2 separate regions of the Mus musculus genome follow, and region 2 is linked to region 1. A link is a loop called in an ENCODE intact Hi-C map of the cell type or tissue named here. Cell type or tissue: left cerebral cortex. All regions are shown on one strand.

Region 1 (8,000 bases):
TGGGTGTAGCAGAAAACTGGGTTTCACAGTAAACAACTGGGTGTCACAGTAAACTTGGTGTTACAGTAAACTGGGCTTCACAATAAACTGGGCGTCACAGTATACTGGGTGTCATCACAGTAAACTGGGTGTGTGTCACAGTAAACTGGTCATCACAGTAAACAACTGGGTATTACAGTTAAACTGGATGTGTGTCTCAGTAAGCTGGGTGTGTGTCTCAGTAAACTGGGTGTCACAGAAAACTGTGTGTAATCACACTAAACCTGGTGTAATCACAGTAAACTGGGGTCGTCAGTATAAATGGATGTCACAGTAAAATAGTGTGTGTCACAGTAAACTGGGTGTTACAGTAAACTGGGTGTGTGTCACAGTAAACTGGGTGTCACAGAAAACTGGGTGTGTGTTACAGTTATCTGGGCATTACAGTAATCAACTGGGTGTCAACGTAAACTGGGTGTCACAATAAACTGGGCATCACAGTAAACAATTGGGTGTCACAGTAAACTGTGTGTCATCACAATAAACATGGTGTCATCACAGTAAACTGGGTGTGGTCACTATAAACTGGGTGTGTGTCACAGTAAACAGGGTGTCACAGCAAAAAGGGCGTCACAGTAAACAACTGGGTATCACAGTAAAGTGGGTGTCACAGAAATCTGGGCATCACAGTAAACAACTGGGTGTCACAGTAAAGTGGGTGTCACAGTAAACTGGGTGCCACAGTATAATGGGTCTCATCACAGTAAACTAGGTGTGTGTCACAGTAAACTGGGTGTATCAGAAAACTGGGTGTGTATCACAGTAAACTGGGTGTTTCAGCATACTGAGCATAACAGTAATCAACTGGGTGTCACAATAAACTGGGCGTCACGGGAAACAACAGAGTGTCACAGTAAATTGTGAGTTATCACAGTAAACTGTGTCTCACCACAGTAAATCTGGTGTCATCACAGTAAACTGGGTGTTGTCACTCTAAATTGGGTGTCACAATAAACTGGGTGTGTGTCACGGTAAACTGGGTGTGTGTCACAGTAAACTGGTTGTATGTCACAGTAAATTGGGTGTCACAGTAAACAACTGGGTGTCAGAGTAAAGAGGATGTCACAGAGAACTGGGCATCATAGTAAACAACTGAGTGTCACAGTAAACTGGGTGTCACAGTAAATACCTGGGTGTCACAGTAAACTGTGTTTCACTGTAAACAGGGTGTTACAGTAACTGGGCGTCACAGTAAACACCTGGGTGTCACAGTAAACTGGGAGTGTGTCATAGTAAACTGGGTGTAACAGAAAACTGGGTGTCACTGTAAACTAGATGTGTGTCACAGTAAACTGGGTGTCACAGAAAACTGGGTGTGTGTTACAGTAAACTGGGTGTCACACTAAACAACTGGGTGTCACACTAAACTCGGTGTCGTCACAGTAAACTGGGTGTGTGTCAAAGTTAGCTGGGTGTCACAGTAAACTGGGTGTGTATGTTGCAGTAAACTGGGTGCAACAGTACACTGTGTGTCATGGAAAATTGGTTGTCACAGTAAACTGGGTGTTTCTCACAGTAAACTGGGTGTCACAGCAAACTGGATGTCACAGTATACTGGGTGTCATCAGGGTAAACTGGGTGTGTGTCACAATAAACTCGGTGTCACAGAAATCTGGGCAACATAGTAAACAACTGGGTGTCACAATAGAGTGGATGTTACAGAAAACTGGGCATCACAGTAAACACCTGTTTGTAACAGTAAACTGGGATTAACAGTAAACAACTGGGTGTCACAATAAACTGGGAGTGTGTCACAGTAAACTGAGTGTCACAGCAAACTGGGCATCACATAAACAATAGGGTGTCATAGTAAAGTGGGTGTCACAGATACTGGGCGTCACAGCAAACAACTGGCGGTCACAATAAACTGGCGGTGTGTCACTGTAAACTGGGTGTAACAGAATACTGGGTGTCACAGTAAACTGGGTGTGTGTCACAGTAAACTGGCTGTGTGTCACAGAAAACTGGGTGTGTGTTACAATAAACTAGGCATCATAGTAATCAACTGGGTGTCCCAGTAAACTGGGTGTCACAGTAAACAACTGGGTGTCACAGTAAACAACTGGGTGTCACAGTAAACTGGGAGTGTGTCACAGTAAACTGGGTGTAACAGAAAACTAGGTGTCACAGTAAACTGGTTGTGTGTCACAGTAAACTGGGTGTCACAAAAAACTTGATGTGTGTTACAATAAACTGGTCATCATAGTAAATAACTGGGTGTCACAGAAAAATGGGTGTCACAATATACTGGGCGTCATAGTAAACAACTGGGTGTCAAAGTAAACTGGGAGTGTGTCACAGTAAACTGCATGTAACAGATAACTGGGTGTCACAAAAAACTGGGTGTGTGTCACAGTAAATTGGGTGTCACATTAAACAACTGGGTGTCACAGTAAACTGGGCATCACAGTAAACAACTGGGTGTCACAGTAAACTGGGTATGTGTTACAGTAAACTGGGTTTCACTGTAAACTGGGTGTCATAGTAAATAACTTGGTGTCACAGTAAACTGAGTTTCACAGTTAACTGGGTGTGTGTCACAGTAAACTGGGTGTCAAAGTATACTGGGTGTCATCATGTGGGACCCCGACTTAGAGCATTTCTCCCTGGAAGGTAAAGCACCTGGACGTTCCCCAAGCTTGTTTTCCCTGATCTCTAAAAATACACCCAGAAAGAGGCTCTTTGTTCTCTATAGCCAGCAAAAAGCCTTTTTGTTTCTATACTTTACAACCAGAGATGCCTGCCTTCCTGTGCCGAGGACATGATGATAAAAATTCAGAAAGAACTCACACCCCACTCCTGCCTTGTAAATTTCACCAAGGACACCTGGAAGAGAAGAACTCTCTTCCCAACTCCTCCCAACTTTTCCCAACTCCTCCCAACTCTTCCCAACTCCTCCCAATTCCTCAGCTATCTGTTAAAAGCCCCCTACTGTCACCGCTCAGGGTCAAACTCCCCTGCCCTGCACGGCGGATGGACTTTGTCCTCAGCTAGCTGATAATAAAACCTCTTGCAGTTTGCATCAGGTATGGTTTTCTCTTGGGTCACTGGGGTGCTGGCCAGCTCATTCCAGGACTTGAGCGGAGGCCCAGCTTCAGGGGCCTTACATGTGGGGGCTCGTCCGGGATTTGTGGCCTACCCTAGTTCTCAGAGACCCCGCTTGGAGGTAGGATCCTATCTTTGTCTGTATCTTTGTCTATGTCTTCATCTGCTGGCTGTGTTTGAATTTGGTATTCTCGGTTTGCAGTCGTCCACTCTCGTGAGAGCAACGAACTTCTTGTCCAGGATGGAGGGGAGGGTTACTGACAGACGTGTCAGGAGTAACTAGCTGTCACCCTGGGAGACGTCCCAGGAGGTCTGAAGGAGTTCTAGGGACGCCTGGAGATCTCCCATCGGGGTGCCAAGTAAGAGTGTGCTCACTTAGCCATCTGTTTCTGTTACTGGGTGCCAAGTGAGAGTGTGCTCACTCGGCCGTCTGATTAGGTCCTGGTCTCGGTTATTGTAATCTTTTTGTGTGTATATCTTGTTTGTTTCCCTGTATGTGACTCTGACGATTGGACAGACTAGTAGCTCTCCCCTTGGATTGACTCTTGAGCATTGGACTGAAATTAAGATTAAGACTCACATTCTGTCTGTAGATGTCAGAATGAGATTTTAGAGAACTTTCTGCTCTACAGAATGGCCGGCTTTTGATGTTAGTTGGCCACCAGAGGGCACTCTTGGTTTGGTTGTGATTTCTGCTGTTAAAGTTGTTGTTTTGCAGAGGGGACCAGGGTCTCAGCCAGATCAAGTGCCCTACATTCTCATCTAGAAAAATTTAGCGCAGGACCCCCCCCATCCTGGTTGAAGCTTTGGGTTCAGAAGAACAAGCTGGGCTCCCGAATCCTGGCTCTCTGCCACTCAGAGAAAAAAACTAAGATAAAAACGGTGGGGGCTGAACCACAACCCTCGGCTCCTCCCAAGGTCAATCCATAGATAGAAGAACCTCCAGAATGGTGTAACACCCCACTCCCATACCCCCAACCGGTCCCCTCCCAGATCTCTCAACAGGGTGCTGCTGGAGACGTGGGGGAGGGACCAGCTGCTGGAACCTGAGGCCTGCGAGCTCAGAGCCCAGAGGAACCAGATTCAACCACCTCACTGCCTTTATGTACTTATGGCCCTCCTCCAGCGGACCCCAGACAACTGCAGCCCCTTCAGTACTGGCCTTTTTCCTCCTCTTATCTCTATAATTGGAAGGTAAACCATGCCCCCTTCTCTGAAAACCCCTCTAGTCTTACTAATCTAATGGAATCTCTCATGTTCTCTCATCAGCCCACTTGGGATGACTGTCAGCATCTTTTACAGGTTCTTTTCACCACAGAGGAGAAGGAGAGGACTCTGCTGAGGCAAGAAAGAGCATGCTGGGGGCCAATGGACTACCGACACAACTTCTGAATGAAATAGATGCAGGCTTCCCTCTGACATGTCCTGACTGGGACCCTAACAGGCCTGAAGGTGGGGAGCGGTTGACAATTTTCTGCCGGGCTCTGGTAACAAGACTGAAAGGAGCTGACAGGTGCCCCATCAATTTGGCCAAGGTAAGAGAGATCCTACAAGAGGAAAAGAAGCCCCCAGCAGTGTTTTTGGAGCACCTCTTAAAAGCATACAGGCATTACACTCCCTTTGTCCCTACTTCAGAGGGCCAACAGGCGGTGGCCATGGCTTTCATCAGGCAGTCTGCTTCTGACATTAGGAGAAGGTTACAGCATCTAGAGAGTCTGCAAACATTATATTTGCAAGATCTGGTTAAGGAGGCAGAGAAAGTGTACCATAAGAGAGAGACTGAAGAAAAAAAAAGAGAAAGAGAAAAGAGAGAGGCTGAAGAAAGAGAAAGTAGACAAGATAGAAGGCAGGAAAGAAATTTAACTAGGGTTTTGGCTGCATTCACAGGTGATAAGGAGGTTTATAGAAAAGGGGGAGGGAGTAGACAGACAGGGTACCTGGGCAACACAGGGCCGAAGAGACTTCAAAACTCCAGAGGACCTTCACGACCACCTCTAGATAAGAACCAATATGCATACTGTAAAGAAAAGGGACACTGGGCAAGAGACTGCCCCAAGAAAAAGACAGACATCAGACCACCCAAGGTCCTTACCCTAGAGGATGAAGACTAGGGGAGACGGGGCTTGGACCCCCTCCCCGAGCCTAGGGTAACCCTAACTGTGGAGGGGACCCCTATGGATTTCCTTGTTGATACCGGAGTTTTCAGTCCTGAAAGAGCCACTGGGGAAATTGAGGAACAAGAAAACCGTAGTAATCGGGGCTACTGGCCAGAAACCATACTCTCGGACCACTGATAGGAAAGTTGATTTGGGAAGAAGCCAAGTAACTCATTCCTTCCTCGTCATTCCTGAATGCCCCACCCACCCCATTGTTGGGGAGAGACTTACTATCAAAATTAAAAGTCCAAATAAGCTTCTCTTCAGAAGAAACTTCAGTCTCTTGGCAAGCCCCTATCTCTATAATTTTAGCTTTAAAATTAAAAGAAAAATATAGATTACATGAGCCTCAAGCCCCATCGAGAAAAGTACTAGAAGGGACCTGGTTAGAGAGATATACTCAAGCCTGGGCAGAGACTAGAGGTATGAGAGAGGCAAAGAGGGTGCCCCCATCGTTGTGATGCTGAAAACTGGTGCAACTCCTGTCAGGGTACAACAATACCCCATGAGCAAAGAGGCCCGAGAGGGCATCAGACCTCACATTCAAAGGCTAGGTGTTTTGGTCCCTTGTCAGTCTTCCTGGAATACTCCGTTGCTACCAGTTAAAAAGCTTTGCCACCCTGGCAGCCCCACTCTACCCCCTTACTAAAGAGACTGAGACTTTCTCATGGACCCCCATACACCAGGAGGCCTCTAAAGAGATTAAAAAGGCCTTTCTTAGTGCACCAGCCCTAGCCCTGCCGGACCTGACTACGCCTTTCACTCTCTATGTAGACGAAAGAGCAGGAACAGTGAGAGGGGTCCTGACCCAAGCTCTGGGGCCATAGAAACGACCTGTGGCCTACTTGTCAAAAAAATTAGACCCAGTGGCCAGTGGGTGGCCATCTTGCTTAAAAGCTATCACTGTTGTGGCACTACTTCTCAATGATGCTGACAAACTGTCAACGAATTATAGTAGTAGCTCCCCATGCCTTAGAAAGCATCGATAGACAACCACCTGATCGCTGGATAACTAATGCTCATATGACCCATTATCAGAGCCTCTTACTGACTGAGAGAGTGCAGTTTGCACCCCCTGCTGTCCTGAATCCTGCCACCTTGCTGCCAGAAGCCGACGACTCCCTACCAGTACACCAGTGTATGGACATCCTGGTAGAAGAATCCGGAACTAGGAAAGACCTCACTGACCAGCCATGGTCAGGCTGCCCCAACTGGTACATGGATGGTAGCAGCGTTTTGGTCGAAGGAAAGCGAAAAGCAGGAGCAGCAGTGGTCAATGGAAAACAAACTATCTGGGCCAGCAGCTTGCCTGAAGGGACGACAGCCCAGAGAGCAGAGCTAATCACACTCACCCAAGCCTTGCGGCTGGCAAAAGGGAAGAACATCAATATCTACACAGACAGTAGGTATGCTTTCACCACCGCTCACATACATGGGGCAATCTATAGGCAAAGGGGGTTACTCACATCTGCTGGGAAAGATATCAAAAATAAATAAGAAATCTTGAGCCTATTAGAAGCCATACAGTTGCCAAAAAAACTGGCCATCATACATTGCCCTGGTCACCAGAAAGGCCATGATGCCATAGCAAAGGGAAATCAGATGGCTGACCTGGCTGCCAAACAGGTGGCCCAAGGAGCTATGATCCTCATAGCTAGAGAAAAAAATAAAGAACTTAAGAACCATTATGAACTCATAGACAAGGGCTTTGACTACACTCCAGAAGATCTGCAACAATATGTGCCAATCTACACCAGCTCACGCACTTGGGAACTAAGAAGCTCAAAGGCATTGTTAAGAGCTCAAACTACTATGTTATAAAACTGTCCGACGTTGCCCAGGAGATTGTTAATAAATGCCAAGCCTGTGCCCTCACCAATGCCGGGCACCACAAGAATGCCCTTGGAAGGCGGCTAAGAGGTGACCGGCCAGGAGCATACTGGAAAGTAGATTTTACTGAAGTTAAACCAGCCAAGTACGGTAATAAATATCTATTAGCTTTTGTAGACACTTTTTCAGGGTGGGTCGAAGCCTTCCCCACTAAGAAGGAGACTGCCAATGTCATGGCAAAGAAAATAGAGGAAATTTTCCCAAGATTTGGCATCCCTAAGGTACTTTTGTCAGACAATGGCCCCTCCTTCGTTCTTGCGCGCGCTGGACTGGCCAGCAGTAACGATGCTGCAACAGGATCCTTCTGCACGCGTTTATTGGGAGAGCTTGATTGCAGAGGCGAAGAGACCCCGAGCCCAGAACTGGTGCTGCTTATATAGGCCTAGGAGAGGCGTGTCTCACACCCGGATTGGTTATGCACTAAGCCTCATTTGCATGTTCCTCATCTGATTGGCTACTCTCTCTCTCTGTACCTCACAGAGCCTCATTATCATACCTCATTTGCATGTCTCACATCTGATTGGTTATACTCTCAGTACCTCATTATCATGCCCGGGCCAGAATGTGTCTTTGCAAAAAGCTTTACTGCATATGGACACATTGGTTGTTTGTCCAAACTTATGTGTGGTGGCCAGCAGTAGTCAGCACCACTCTGCAATGGCACATGTGGCTTCCCACATCTCCCCCTTTTTGTTTTAATAAAATGAGGCTGGACTAGGCCTGTGCAATTATGTCCATCCGCCGTGGCTCCTGTTTTAAGTCGTTCCTCTAATGTCACAGCCTTATCCGTCATAGGGTAACCCTATTGCCACCGGGCCCCGTGTCTTAGGTTGGACTGTGCACGAGGAAAGTTGCCCGTCTCTGGATACC
Region 2 (8,000 bases), 130 kb after region 1:
AACTGGTGCTGCTTATATAGGCATAGGAGAGGCGTGTCTCACATCCAGATTGGTTATGCACTAAGCCTCATTTGCATGTTCCTCATCTGATTGGTTATTCTCTCTCAGTACCTCACCGAACATCATTAACATACCTCATTTGCGTGTCTCACATCTGATTGGTTATACTCTCAAAACCTCATTATCATGCCTGGGTCAGGCAGTGTCTTGGCAAAAAACTTTACTGCATATGTACACATTGGTTGTTTGCCCAAACTTATGCGTGGTGTCCAGCAGTAGCCTGCGCCACCCTGCAACGACACATGTGGCTTCCCACACTAACCAATCAGACCAAATTAGAGACCCTAGCTATGATACAAATTTTGTCTCTTGCCAAATAGAAAATGCTAGTATAGAGAGTTGGCCTGGTGCTGCTAACATACTCAAATGCTAAACACCAGTCCCCAAGATCTGGGTGCCATCTCAATGAGCAAATTCTCTCGTACACCAAATAATGTTGTATAAACTTTGCTCGCCAATCTTCTCTGAGTGGTTAAATAAAAATGGCCACAGCCGATTACTAGGGAGAATGAAGGTAGGTGGTGATTTCCTTAACAGGCTGGAGGCTGCAGGCAAGGACCATGAGAGAGAAGAGGGAGGAGAAAAAGGAAGAGAGGAGGAGGCTGCTGTAAATGGAGATGAGCCATGAGAAGAGCATCCTGAGGACCAGCTGATGGAGCAGGAAGGCAGCCCAGGGAGACTCAAACAGCAAGTAACTTGGGGAGCGCAGCTGGGAATTAACCAGTCAAGTGTATAAAAATAGATTAGGGATAAGCACCTAGTCATTGTGTTAAGCTGATTAAATACATTGATAGTACTCACTCTCAATTATTGGGGGTCTGGCTGTGTCATGTTAAGAATAGAGCTAATTAATAACCATTTTCAACAAAAGCTAAGACACTTGCTGTCTGCTGGCATTATTAGCCATACAACAGACATAAATGGCCGTTCCCTATTAAGAATTTGAAAGGGACACATAAGACCCAAGAGGATGATGGGCCATTCTGACTCCACTTTAAGATTAAAAGCCATCTTATTATAAAGTCACTCCTATTTTCTGTAAAACCTGGATTTAACCAGGTCTTAACCCATCTTCTGGAATTTGACATGTTCCGCACCCTGTACCCTGACCTCCATCCTGATAAGATGTTCTACCAAATAATTTTTAGATGTTCAGCCAAGTTTCTACTAAAATTCCTCTGGAAATCTTCCCAACCCTTAGACCTCTTCTAGTCTTGCAGGTTTTGGGGGGCTATAGAAGCCCTACTTTTTCATATGTTCAATACTATTTCCACAAACCCCACTTTAGGGAGATGGCCCTGACAGAAAATCAAGCTTGCTGAATTTGACCAAAGACTCTGGGTAATCTTGTTTGGTGGGATTAACAACTCACATTCGTTTTTAAACACAGTTACTGCAATAGTTGGTGCAAGAGTCCATGTGGGGGTTATACTTGGAGTGGGAGGGGGCTCTGAGGAGAAGACCTGATCTGTCACCACCCAATGGAGGACAGAGGTGAAGCCACAGGGAGGTGCAGAGGCTCGGGGCTGTTATGAAGCAAGAGGCAGAGGAGTGATGTCCGTTTCTTTGGGACATGGATGCTGAGGAGAAGGACTTGAGAAACACAGCAGTGGTGTTCTGGTTAGCGGTCCATTACAGTGATAAACACCATGACCAAGAGTCCTTTGGGGAAGAAGGGATTTATTTGGCTTTCACGTCCTCATCAAGAGCCATTAACGATGGAAGTCAGGGAAGGAACCTGAAGGCAGGAACTGAAACAGAAACTATGGAGGAATCCTGGTTACCACCCACTCTGCTCCCCAACGGATAGAAGGAGACCACCTACCCAGGTACCACCCTCAATGAGCTGTGGCCTCCCCATATCAATCATGAATCGGGAAAATGCCCCACTGTGTTGCCGACAGGCCAATCCTATGGTAACATTATCCCAATTAATTTTCCTCTTCCCAGATGGTCTTAGAGCTTCTGTCAAGTTAACAAACCGCTAACCAGCACAGGGATGTAACCTCTGATGAGAAGTCTGGTGGCCAGTCTTGGAAAGACACTAAATCTTGAAGGAGCTGGGAAAGATTCTGCCCCCAAAGAGAGATCAGTGTGAGGGTGGTTTGGTGACCCTAAGCAAGTAGCCTGAGAAGTTCTGGTCCTTTGGTTGAGTTAATGAGAGGAGAGAATTTGAAAGAGGCAGAAGCTCCCACAGACATGGGAGTCACATTGTTGTTGAGCTGTAGGTGAGCTAGCTGTGGTAACACACCACCCGGACACGAGCTTGCTTCTCATCCCAGCTCCAGTGTCAGTTACCAAGGAGGCTCTGCTCCACACAGACATCCAGGCACCCACGTTCTTTCCCACAAGGGTGTCTGTCACCTTGAGAAACTAGAGCATCTGGGGGGACCGTCTCCATCCAGGTGAAGAAAGGGAGAGGACATGGGGGATTGAATCAGAGGTCTGTGGGCCAGGTCTGCAGCCAGTAAACTTCATTTCTTGTAAAACACAGTATATAGCCAGCTCTGGTTGCACAAGAATTTAAAAGATGTAGGCTACCCGGGCGGTAGTGACACACGCCTTTAATCCCAGCACTTGGGAGGCAGAGGCAGGCGGATTTCTGAGTTCGAGGCCAGCTTGGTCTACAGAGTGAGTTCCAGGACAGTCAAGGCTACACAGAGAAACCCTGTCTCGAAAAACCAAAAAAAAAAAAAAAAAAAAAAAAAAAAAAAGATGTAGGCTAGCCTTTTTTCTTCTTCTTCTTCTTCTTTTTTTAGGACATTAAACAAGCTGAGTGTGGGGGACCACGCCTGTAATCCCAGCACTCTGGAGGCAGAAGCAAGAGGGTCTCTGTGAGTTCTAGGACAGCCTGGGCTACACGGAAAGACTGTGTTAAACAAACACAAAAGAAACCCAAAGAGAGGTTTTATCCTAAGTATTGACAGCACTCATGTGTGCTGGGGGTGTTGGCTTCTTCGTAAGTGTTCTCATAACTTGAGTTATAATTTCTACACACGGGTCTTCAAATTTTAATTTTTCTTAGTTGCTGCTTTAAAATCTCCCCTTAAAAAGACTTAAATTGAATCTTTAATTGAGTCTCAATTTCCAGCAACCAATTTAAGAATGATTCTTGCTTGCTTTTCAAATTCAGAAGCAAATGATAATTTTAGGGTAGATGTTCCATAACTTTAAAAATAGCTTTAGGAACATTTGGGGGTTAACAGAGGTCAGTCTGGCCTTGGCTCTGGCTTTATCTCTTGCCACTAAGAGGGCTGTGACCCAGCATAGACAGGACAACGTAGGGAAACAGCGCCACCGTGCGGAGAGTCTACTGAGGCTGGCCGTGAAACCTGGTTCTGGTCTTTATGTTCAGTAAAGCAGAGATTCTCTAATAACCCTTTTCTGTGAAGGCATTAATGCCTCCATCAGGACAGAAAGAGCCTTTAGGCGGCAGAGCATCCTTGTCTTCCAGCTCTGCCACCTCCAAGGACCCCTACATGTTCATCCATTGAGAAGCTCTCTGAACTCTGTCTCATCACAGAAGCTTCACCATCACCAGGACACAATGACATCATTGGCCATGGTTGACTACTTATCTTCAGCCCCTATCCTTCCCTGAAATTTGAAAGTAGACCTGAAATTCTCAGCCCTCTTAGCCTGGTTCTCCCCCGGCAACTAGCCCCCATCTTGACGCTAGCTCAGAGCCCACCAAGGGGCTCCTACCACTTAGGAAATGTAGGTGTTCCTGTCAGCTGTTCCCCATTCAGACAACTACAGCTATCTCAGGAGATCAAAGTCAGGAATCCAGAGTGAAAAACCCCAAATGGAACAAAGTACTCACATCTACAAGGACATTAGGGATTCTGTCTCAAGAACCTGATCTAGAGACCAAATACGAATTTTTATTACATCATAGCGTCACAAAAACACTCACAAAAGAGAGGCAGAGAGGGGGAGAATATGCAGGAGAAAGATTAAGAAGCAGGGGAGGGAGAGGAGGGGGAGAGAGAGAAGGGAGAGAGGGGGAGAATATGCAGGGCAAGAGTAAAAAGCAGAGGAAAGGGAGGACGGGAAGGGAGAATGAGGAAGAAGGCGGGCAGGAGGCAAAGAAACACATGAACTGAGTACCAACTTTGCATAGTCGTTTGTCTGCTTCCTCGGGTGTAATATGCCCTAAGAATAAAGCAGCGCTTAAAGTGATAACAGCGTCAGAGAGCACAGTGTTGGCAGGGGCATTGCTGCCACTATCCTGTGACTTTTGTACCACCTATGTGACACAAAGCAAATGAGTTGTTATTTGAGCCTCTAACACTACTGTTTGGAGGTAAGGTTCTCTGGGTGGGAGAAAGACAAAGACACATGATGAAGGTGGTAACTCCATCTGAATTTCCATAGAACTCCATAGAATTTTTTTCTATGAATTACTTTATTATTATGGGGGGGTCACAGTTGACATAATCTGGACATAGAGAGAGATCAGGTGACAGCTTTGTGGCATTGGTTCTTTCTATCTACCTTTATGGGGGTTCTAAGGATTAAACTCAAGTTCTCAGGCTTGGGCATCAAGAGCCTTCACCCCTGCTGAATCATCTCAAGGGTCCTCATCTTAGTTTTCTATTGAAAGTGTCTAACAAACAATTAGTCAATGTAATCCTGTAATCCCAGTAGTAGGGATGTGGAAGGCAGAAGGATCAGGAGATCACAGTTATCCTAAGATATAATTCAAGTTTAAGGTTAGCCTGGTCTATATAAGGTGCCATCTTGAAAAAATAAAGGATTGAAGAGTTCTTGCCTCTACCCACTAAAAAAAGCCCAGAATTAGTGACTAGCCCAGTAGCAACGAGGCCCCATAGTATCCAGATTGTGGTCATCATAGTTTCATTTCTGTCGCTGTGATAAAAGGTACTAACAAAAGCAGCTTTAGGAGGGAAAACAACAACAACAACAACAACAAACCATTTATTCAGCCTACAATTCCAGGTTACAGTCTGCTGTCACAGAGAAGCGAAGGTAGGAACCTGAAGCAGCTAGTCACATTCAGGGTCAAAGGCACAGAGAGAATAAATAAATGCATGCTTCTTGTGTTCAGCCACCTCTCTTCACTCATCTAGTCCAGGATCCCCTACCTAGGGAATGGTGCCACCCATGGTGGGCTGGGTCTTCCTACATCAGTTAACACAGTGAAGATCATAACTCATACACTCTTCTACTGGCATGCCCACAACCGACCTGATCTAGACAACCCCTGACTGAGACTGTCTTCTCAGGTGATCCTTGGCTGTACTAAATTAATGATTGTTGCAGGATATTTGATCACACTGAGAACTCTGAGATTGTGTTAACTGAAAACAAACAAACAAACAAACCTGTTTTTAATTGTAGCATGGCTCAGCCTTTAATCACACCTTTAATCCCTCTGGCTAGAATACAGACATGTCTTTAGTATACACTTTTAATCCCAAACAGTAAAGGTAAAATTAGTTTGTAGTTGGAAGCACCCATGTTGCAAGTGATGTCTAATTGAGTGGCAGAGAAAGTGAAAAGTCAGAGAAAGATTCAACAGAATAGAATCTGCCCAATTCTCCCAAGAAGAGAGAGGAACGGGAAGCTACTTGAGGGGCAATGTAGAGAGAGAGCAAAGGCAGTTTTATTGGGAGAGTTTTATAAAGACAGGTTGCAGAGAGAACAAGCTTGACACAGATGAAGACAGAACGAGACAGAGAATGAGAAGGAGCCAGAAGGTTAGGACATATTGCTAGAGTTAGTTCAAGGCCAAGCAGAGCAAAAAGCCAGAGGCCAAGAGAGAAGTCAGAGTGAATCAGTCAACTTGGAGTGGAGTTTGAACCAGAACGGCTAGCTGAGTTGAGCAGCCAGCCAGAGTTCAGAAAGAGCTAGAAAGGATGCACTTATTTAGCAGTAAGTCTCAGAGGCTGAAAACCTTCTAGGCCTAGATAAGATTGTATAGAGATTTGAAGCTTCCAGGACTAGGCCTAGGTTAGCAGACAGAGGTAGTAAGCCTCCAAGAAGACAATCACACCAGAAGAATAAAATATACTTTTACAGATGATCACATACACTGCAGTGTTCTTGAAATACATTTTAAAAAAATTTTTGGGTCAGGTTCTCCCTACATATCCCAGGCTGTCCTTCAAAGCAATCTTCTTGCCTTGACTTTACAACTGTTGGGATCACAGGCCTCTGCAATGACAAATGATAATGCTAACTGTCAACTTGACCGACTCTAGGATTGCCTGAGAGATGAGCCTTGGAACCTGGCTGACGGAGAATATCCTAATTACATTTACAGGACCATCCCGAAAACAGGCAAAGGGAGTTGAGCACCAGAAAACATGGATTGTCTTTCTCTGCTCCTTGACTATGGTTGTGATGATGTAATGCTCAAGCCTCGGATGTCATGGCTTCCCACCATGATGCACTGTAAGCTGGGATGGCAAGCCAAATGCATCATCTCATTTTAAAGCCACTTTCGTCTGAGTATTTTATCACAGCCATGGGAGAAGAAACAAAGACACAGGCCTGGCATTAAAATACTCATTTTCACTAAAAATAGCAACAGCGTTGCCTGAAATGGACTGAGCCAAGTCTAAATAAGAAGTGAAGAAGCCAGGCCTGAGACATCTTGTCATGCCATGTGGCTAGGAAGATGGTGGGCTTAAATCAACTGGAAGGACTCAGTAACTAGCCAGGGGTCAAAGACTGAGTGATTCCCATGGCAACAAAAACAACAACTACAGTGCCTGGAGAGGTGGTGCCTTTGATCCCAGCACTTGAGAGACAGGCAGGCAGATCTGTTTGAGTTTGCTGTCAGCAAATTTATGCATCTTAAAGTTAAGCTGTTTCAAATGTAAATGTATCAAATGTATCAATCTATTTAATGTATCAAGTCTATTTAAGTACATCGAATCTTAAATGCATCAAATCTATTTACCTCGTTTCTTTATACCTAAAACATTACTGGTAACCAGAGTTGCCAATAAAACAGTACACTTGTGTAAAAACCAAACACAACCAATCAACAACAAAACAGTTTATAAATGAGAGAATGAAGCACTCCTGCTTTTTATTTTGAGATGGCTGCTCTGTGCCTCATCCTCCCCAGTGGTGAGATCACGGGTGTGCAGTGGTGGGGTCAGAGGTGTGCAGTGCACCATGTGTCCCCAATGGTGGGATCACAGGTGTGCAGCACAGACTGCTCTTCACCTTTTTTTTGTCACTTAAAAATTACTTATTATTAAAATTACTTAACTATTAATACACACATTGATGTGTATGTGTGTGATGTGTGGGCATACATGTGATGTCAGAGGGCAACTCTGTGTCTCCTTGCTCCCTTGGGTGGGCCCCAAGGAATGAACTTGGGTCATCTGGTTTGAACAGCAGCTGCCTTAACCACTGAGCCATCTCACCCACCCCTCATCTCCTGCTTTTCTGAGCAAGTGTGTCTCACAGAAGTGTTGGGTGACCTGTGAAGAAGGGACATTCACCTCTCTTGTGGATTTGGTCTAACACTTTCATTACGTTATTTGGGTTCCCAAAATTGCACAAGAATCTGAATGTAAGATGCTGAGAGCCCCTGCCCCCAGTTGGTTCTGATTTGAAAATAAAGTTACCAGCGGCCAATGGCTGGGCAGGGAAACAGAGGCAGGACTTTAGGAATCAGAGGCAAGGGGACCAAGGAGAAAGGAGAATCACCATGCTGGGAAAGGAATAAGATCCAGGCTTGAGAGCTGCAGAAGAGAGAGCACACCAATCATGTAAGAGCCTAGGGAAAATGGCCCCAGGACTCCCTCCACCCACTCCCCCGTTTGGTCTAGGGTAACAAAGATGGACTATAGATTTTAGGAAGTAATAACTTAGGAGTATTGGAGGGGAGGCATTAGCAACGTGGAAGTCTGGGAGTAGCTCAGTCATTGAACTGTTTAAGGCATATTAAATAG

The links. A loop is a pair of places that touch in the nucleus more often than their neighbours do. Peaks named below come from ENCODE experiments on the same cell type or tissue, not always from the same donor. Only the 100,000 strongest peaks of a DNase experiment are listed, where the experiment ranks them.
Region 2: it touches region 1 in a loop (3-fold over the local background); 5 of 42 quality-filtered maps call a loop at or near these places.

The regions. Positions count from the first base shown.
Region 1 is chr17:48,200,114-48,208,113 of GRCm38, forward strand. No RefSeq gene overlaps it. Among named protein-coding and RNA genes, the nearest start is that of Trem1, 29 kb to the right of the region's middle. In left cerebral cortex, a CTCF peak has its summit at 3,779 (motif pointing right); a DNase peak (open chromatin) is centred at 3,783.
Region 2 is chr17:48,333,710-48,341,709 of GRCm38, forward strand. No RefSeq gene overlaps it. Among named protein-coding and RNA genes, the nearest start is that of Trem2, 8.7 kb to the right of the region's middle. In left cerebral cortex, a CTCF peak has its summit at 3,358; DNase peaks (open chromatin) are centred at 663 and 3,356; H3K27ac peaks cover 209 bases.